Regions from separate parts of the Mus musculus genome. Here region 1 is linked to region 2. A link is a loop called in an ENCODE intact Hi-C map of the cell type or tissue named here. Cell type or tissue: gastrocnemius. All regions are shown on one strand. Each heading gives the region's core, and the rest is flanking DNA. Links, peaks and the distances in the headings are about the cores only. Region 1 holds the start of Zfp408 (zinc finger protein 408). Region 2 holds the start of Atg13 (autophagy related 13).

Evidence for each region. Hi-C counts contacts between places; a loop is a spot of excess contacts. Peaks named below come from ENCODE experiments on the same cell type or tissue, not always from the same donor. Only the 100,000 strongest peaks of a DNase experiment are listed, where the experiment ranks them.
Region 1: a loop joins it to region 2, with 4 times the contacts of the local background. A loop is called at or near these places in 5 of 42 quality-filtered maps.

Annotation. Positions count from the first base shown.
Region 1 is chr2:91,647,816-91,650,720 of GRCm38, reverse strand. It overlaps Zfp408 (zinc finger protein 408), which reads left to right and starts at 930. Exons shown (of 5, transcript NM_001347175.2): 1 at 930-1,017; 2 at 1,296-1,570; 3 at 2,644-2,705; 4 at 2,875-2,905. The coding sequence starts at 972. It overlaps Arhgap1 (Rho GTPase activating protein 1), which reads right to left and starts at 603. Exons shown (of 14, transcript NM_001359970.1): 1 at 469-603. In gastrocnemius, for the core only: no CTCF peak of the experiment used is centred there; DNase peaks (open chromatin) are centred at 615 and 1,388; H3K4me3 peaks cover 1,627 bases; H3K27ac peaks cover 1,413 bases.
Region 2 is chr2:91,708,750-91,711,654 of GRCm38, reverse strand. It overlaps Atg13 (autophagy related 13), which reads left to right and starts at 1,063. Exons shown (of 17, transcript NM_001355419.1): 1 at 1,063-1,408. It overlaps Harbi1 (harbinger transposase derived 1), which reads right to left and starts at 803. Exons shown (of 3, transcript NM_178724.5): 1 at 404-803. In gastrocnemius, for the core only: a CTCF peak has its summit at 1,463 (motif pointing left); DNase peaks (open chromatin) are centred at 789 and 1,106; H3K4me3 peaks cover 2,393 bases; H3K27ac peaks cover 2,031 bases.

The DNA of each region.
Region 1 (2,905 bases), core at 279-2,778, 61 kb after region 2:
GACTTTGGAAAAACCCAAATCCTACAAGGCTGCAACTCTAAACTATAATCATGTTTGCATAGAGTCCGAAAACAAACAACGAATGGAGTGTATTTCGTTTCACAAGAAAGTGAGATGAAAGCACGGCCTATCAAGTGACAAGGTGGATCACTTCCCCTGATTTCTAGCTCTCAGTGCTATGCCAGATCTGATCAGGACGACTTCTCCCTCCCTCCCACCGGCTTGCTCTGGCTTGGCCTATGCCTTGCAGAGGGAGGGCAGGAACAAGTCAGAGAAAGTGGCTGTCTTCTCATTGCAGGCGCCGAAATGGGAAAAATCCCGGCAGCGAAGAGACCCAGGCCCTCGGGCCCAATTCCACTCCCGACCCACTGCCTCGGATTTTCCCCTTTCCGACCCAATTCCTTCCGTTGACCAGAGCAGCTCTTCCCCACCACCACGCCCAAAGAGACCCCGCGCTCCGCAGCTCACCTCGTTCCGGCAATGCTTCCTCTGCCACGCCTGTCAAAGCTCGGCAAACATCCGGCTCCGAGATGGGAATGGGAACCGCCCCCTCGGGGGCCCCCAGCTCCCCAACCACTTCCGCCATTTCTTCTACCTACTTCCGGCTTGCTGCCCGGACCAAACAAGGCTTTCTTGGTGCTCCGCCCACTTCCGGCAATCACCTGACAAAATGTGAGGTTAATTAGCCGAGCTGTCCGACTCGCCGCTACCTAAAGTGAGTGAGTTGGGTTCCGCTTTTCCAGATGCAGGAAACTAGCGGGCCTCTGAAATCCTAGGTTCGTATCGCCCATCGGACAGGGTTTTATCTGTCAAGTACTTCCAAACTCCCAGGTCCATCCTTCAATGATGCCTAACCACCCGGATTCTTCCTTGAGCTTAAATTTGAAAATCAAGGACTGTTTCCGGGAGGAACCGGGACAAAAACGCTCACTTCCGGTAGAGGGGAGTGGCGAGAGAATCTCTGTCCCACGATGAAGGAGGTGGAGGAGGTGATCTTGGGGAAAATAGAGCCGCACCGTGAGTGACCTGCGATGTCTGCGACCCTCAGCCCTGGACTAGATGGCCACAGCGTTTTTCTAGTCAGCGCATTCCCTTACATCCCTTTTTCTCTTGAGCCTGGGATCCTGCTCCGGTGCCCTAAGAGACTAGACTCCCTCCCAACCATTCAAGGGCCCTACTAACTAGAACCTTGCTAATCCCTCGGACTCTTGGGTCATAGCTGACCCTGTACCTCTCTTTCCCCAACCCCACGCCTTCATGGACCACTCCTTTACTGCCTTCCCGTCTCCCTGCAGCCCCAGAGCCACCCCTGGGCCAGGATTCAGGATGGAGCCCTTCCGGAAAAGGCTTTGCTCCGGGCCTCAAAGCCTGCCCGCCGGGTACGAGCCCTGCCATCCTTGTTCTAAGGAGCCTCCCCCAGGGCTTGGCCGTGGGCCCCTCGAGATCCAGGAATCAGCACTTGGGGGTCTGGTGTGTAGGAGCACCCCTGCAGCCCGGCCTGCATTGGGGACCTCTGGAAGATGAGTCCGTCCTGGAGAAGGGCGAGGGAATGAAGACACCGCACGAGGAGGTATTGAGGAGTCGGACATCTGTCTGAAAGTTTGGGGGAGGTTCAGACATTTCCGGACAGCTCTTCCAGTTTGTTAGAAGCAGGATATTTTCAAACTCGAGAAATAATTGTCCCTTCATTGCAGCGCTGTCTTGCTCTACCTAAGCAGCAGTAACTAAAGCAGATGCAAAGAAGTTGTGAGAACCTGAATTCCTACTGTGTTGGCAGAGACAAAGGTCAGAAGCTAAGGTTACCAGGATCAGATTCAAACCTGTTAACTAGTTAGCTAAATTACACACCTAATATTACTCACCTGTAAAAGAAAGTTGTGGCTGTTACCGAGATCCTTTGGAAGACCAGAGGACACGATGCAAGCCAAATACGCCTGTGCTTTGTAAGCATTAGTAAGGATTGTTTAAAAGTATTGGTGCTCTTGCAGCGTTTTCTGTTTGGTATTTGCTGAAAGGCTGTGCTGTTTAGAGCTTTCCACACCTTTAAGGAGAGGTGAGTGGACTCTCTGGTCTTCACTGACTGAAGATATAAAACAGCACCATAGAACTGGGCGCGGTGGCACACGCCTTTAATCCCAGCACTGGGTGGGAGGGGGGCGGGGGGAGGCAGACGCAGAGGCAGGCGGATTTCTGAGTTCGAGGCCAGCTTGGTCTACAGAGTTAGTGCCAGGACAACCAGGGCTACACAGAGAAACCATGTCTTGAAAAACCAAAAAAAAAAAAAAAAAAAAAAAACAAACCACACAGCACCATAGTGTAGAGGCAACCTCAGAGGCTGCTGCTAGCCTTAGAGTTTCATCTTATGAAAAAAAAAAGTGGGGGAGGAGTTGGGGAGTGGTGCATGTCTTTAATCCTAGCACTAGGGAGGCAGAGGCAGGAAGATCTCTGAGTTCGAGACCAGCCCGGTCTACAGAGTGAGTTCCAGGACAACCCTGTTTCAAAAACAATCAAAAAAAAATCCCAAAAGTTTCAGCTTAGCTTTGCCCCAGAAAGGTTGTGCCCAGATTTGCTTTGCTTTTGTTTTGCTGTCTGCCCCTCACTCCTCGCAGGCACGGGGAAAGGGATCTCATTGTTTTATTCTAGGACTTCTCGTTAGCCCCGTGCGGAGCCATCTGTCCCCGGCAGCAAAGTTCCACTTGGACCAGGTAAGTAAAACTAGTGCGCGCACACGCTCTGCTTGGGATGGAACCTGAAGCCAATTCTCGTTGCCTTCCCGGCGGTCTTTTCCAACGTGTGATGCAAGGGGATGACGGAGGGGTCAGAGGAAGCCACGTGAGGAGGGTCTGTTGAGCCAGCTCCTGCTCTGTCTTGTAGTTTGGTGCAGGAGGGAAGACTGCAGAGTGAT
Region 2 (2,905 bases), core at 98-2,597:
CCCTGCCTGGGGACCTACACTGTCTGCTGTAACAGGCTTTCCCTTCATCTCAAGAGACCCAAATCCCGAAGCTTTAGGCTAGAAAGGAAGGAAGAGTATAAAAGGAAGGAAAGGAGGAAAAAGCTAAGTGAACCAGGTAGGTCTGGAACACCGAGGCCACTTTTCAACCCGCTTTCAAAACAGTATTAAGGGACAAAGATGGCTCCGAGGGCACAGGGTTTGCCTGTGAAGCCTGGTGAAATAAATTAGTTGGCTATCTGAGATCCATATGGTGGAAAGAAAGAATCGTCCAACACCCTTGCCACATCACGCCCGCCTCCAAAACATAAATGTATTTAAAAAGTTTATTCCTTTAAAAGCCGTGTAAGTAAAGATGCCCCAGCCAGGAATGGGCTCACTGTACTTGGGAAGTGTAGACCAGAAGATCATGTGCGAGGCAAGCGTGGACTACGAGCACCAGTCAAAACAAAGTAAAACAAAACAAAAAGCTCCTAAGGCTGGTCCAGCCTGTAATGTTAGCATTCTGGAAACTGGGTAGCATCGCCGCGTGCTCCATGCCTGCTGGAGCTACATTACGTTCAAAGCTAACCTGAGTTACACAGCGAGACCTTGTCTCAAAAATAGTAAGATAACCAAAGTCTGGCTGCTCGACCCAGAATAACCGAACGCTGATCGCCACCTTTCCGTAGCTACCGGATTAACCGGAGCACTCTCCACCCTCGGGGCCGAAGAAGGCCCGCCTCCGGAACCCACGGCCGCACACAAGCCGCCACGGTGCGCAACAGCCGCACCTCCCCTTCCGCGTCAGCGCCCGCCCCACGCCGCGTCATCAGCACCTCGGCCACCGCGGCCTGCGCTTCGCTTCCGTACATTCTACACGAAGCCCAGTCTCCAACTCCCTAAATTCCTTCCCAAACCCTTTTTTTTCTCCTAAAAGGCTTTAAAATTAATCATATGATTTATTTCTGGAAATAAGCCGCCTTTCTTGAAGACTCTGATGTACAGAAATATTAAATAGGTCGTTTGTGGTGTAGCGAAAGTGCAGCTGAATTTAGGCAGCTGCATTTCCTCCGTAGCGCTCTACCTCCCCACCGCCTGCACTGAAGCGGATGAAAACAAACACTAAGGATGGCGGCGCCGGGCAGCGACTGGTTGCTGGCTTAGGGCGGGAGAGATCGTTTGACGTGTGAAGGGGAAGCTCTGAGAAAAACCAGTCCACACCAGTCCGACAGCTTTTTCAGTTCTGGGATCCCGGAGCCTCGTTAGCGTGAGATATCTCTCTGCGACCTGTGCTGTCACTACCGCCCGGGAGCGCGGAACCCTCTGCTGGGAGGTGCAGTTGGCCGGCCCCAGGCCCCGGCCTCCGGAATGAGAGCCCGGAGCCACTCTCTGTGCCGTAGCTTCGCAGGTACTCACTTTTGAGGGTAATAACCCCCGGATCTTTCAGCGCCCCCGAGTGGGAGGTCACTGATCTGTGTTCCCTTGGCCACCACCTTGGGGACGCCCAAGCCAAGCAACCGAGGTTCAGTTCCATAATCCCCTGATTATGTTTTCTACGAGAAGTTGGGTTGGTGTAGACCCTGTTGGCTCTTGAGGCGTCCCAACCGTTACAGACATCCCCCGAAATTTTCTTGCTACTTTATTGTCTCTTTGAGTTATGTCAAAAAGATCTATTGGAGAACATTTGTAGGGCCGTAACTCCGGTGTTGGGTATCAAGGTAGGTTAGGTAAGTTTTCAGTCAATCAAAAAAAATTTTTAATGCCAAGTATGAAGTCCTCCTGTAAGTGAGGGTGACTTGACTAGTGAAAAAGGGGACTATGTTCTTACTGGCAGTGGAATAACCTGCGAAAACCTATTCTCATTAAATCTCTGAATTAAGTGGCTAAGCACCTTCTTGGGTTGTAAATCTCTCATTCACTTTTTTCCTAGTTAATCTGCTCAATCTATCCTCAAGGTAACATTCCTTTGTTGGCTCCCCCCTCCCCACTTCGGTGGTAGCCCGTAGCCCAGGTTGGCCTTAAACTCCTGTGCTTCAGTTATCTTCTTCACTCAGCCTCCTGAGGAGCTGAGAATACCGACGCAGGCTGTCACAGGCCTAGGTTGGGATAGTTGGAAACAGGGTTCACCTATGCAGCCAGGGTTTGTTTGCCTTGAGTTACTGATCCTCCTTTCCCGGCATCGTAAGTGTTGAGATTATCTAGCATATACCATCATGTCTAGTTTTGAAATTCTCCTAATGAAATATGTATAAATTTATTTATATGTATATGTTTATATGTATACAATAATTATATATCTATACACAAACACATACGTGTTCTTACTTGAGGTTTAACCTATCACTCTGCTCAGTCTACTACAGAGCTATATTCACAACCAATTAATCTCTGCTTTTTGAGACAAGATCTTTTTGTGTATTACACTTGTTGGCCTGGAACTCACTATGTAGACTAGGCTAGTATTGAACTTGTTAGCAGTCCTATTGCCTCTGACTCCCCAGGTCTGGGCTATAGGCATGTAATACAACCAAACAACACTATCTATCTATCTGCTCTTGTAGGTTTTTGAGACAGGATATTTATATAGCCTAGGCTGGTTTTCACTTTATATAGTTTTGGGTGACCTTGAACTCCTGAATCTCTTCCTCCTGAATACTAGAAGTGTGAACTACCATACCAAACACTATAGACTGAATTTAAATCTTTTAAAGGCTTATAACTCATTAAAATTATTTTCACATTCATTTTAAATACCTGCCTGCTTTTAACTGTAGAGTGCATTGGAGCAACTTATTAGAAAAGTCTTCTGCGGGGCTGGAGAAATGGCTCAGTGGTTAAGAGCACTGACTGCTCTTCCAGAGGTCTTGAGTTCAAATCCCAGCAACCACATGGCAGCTCACAACCA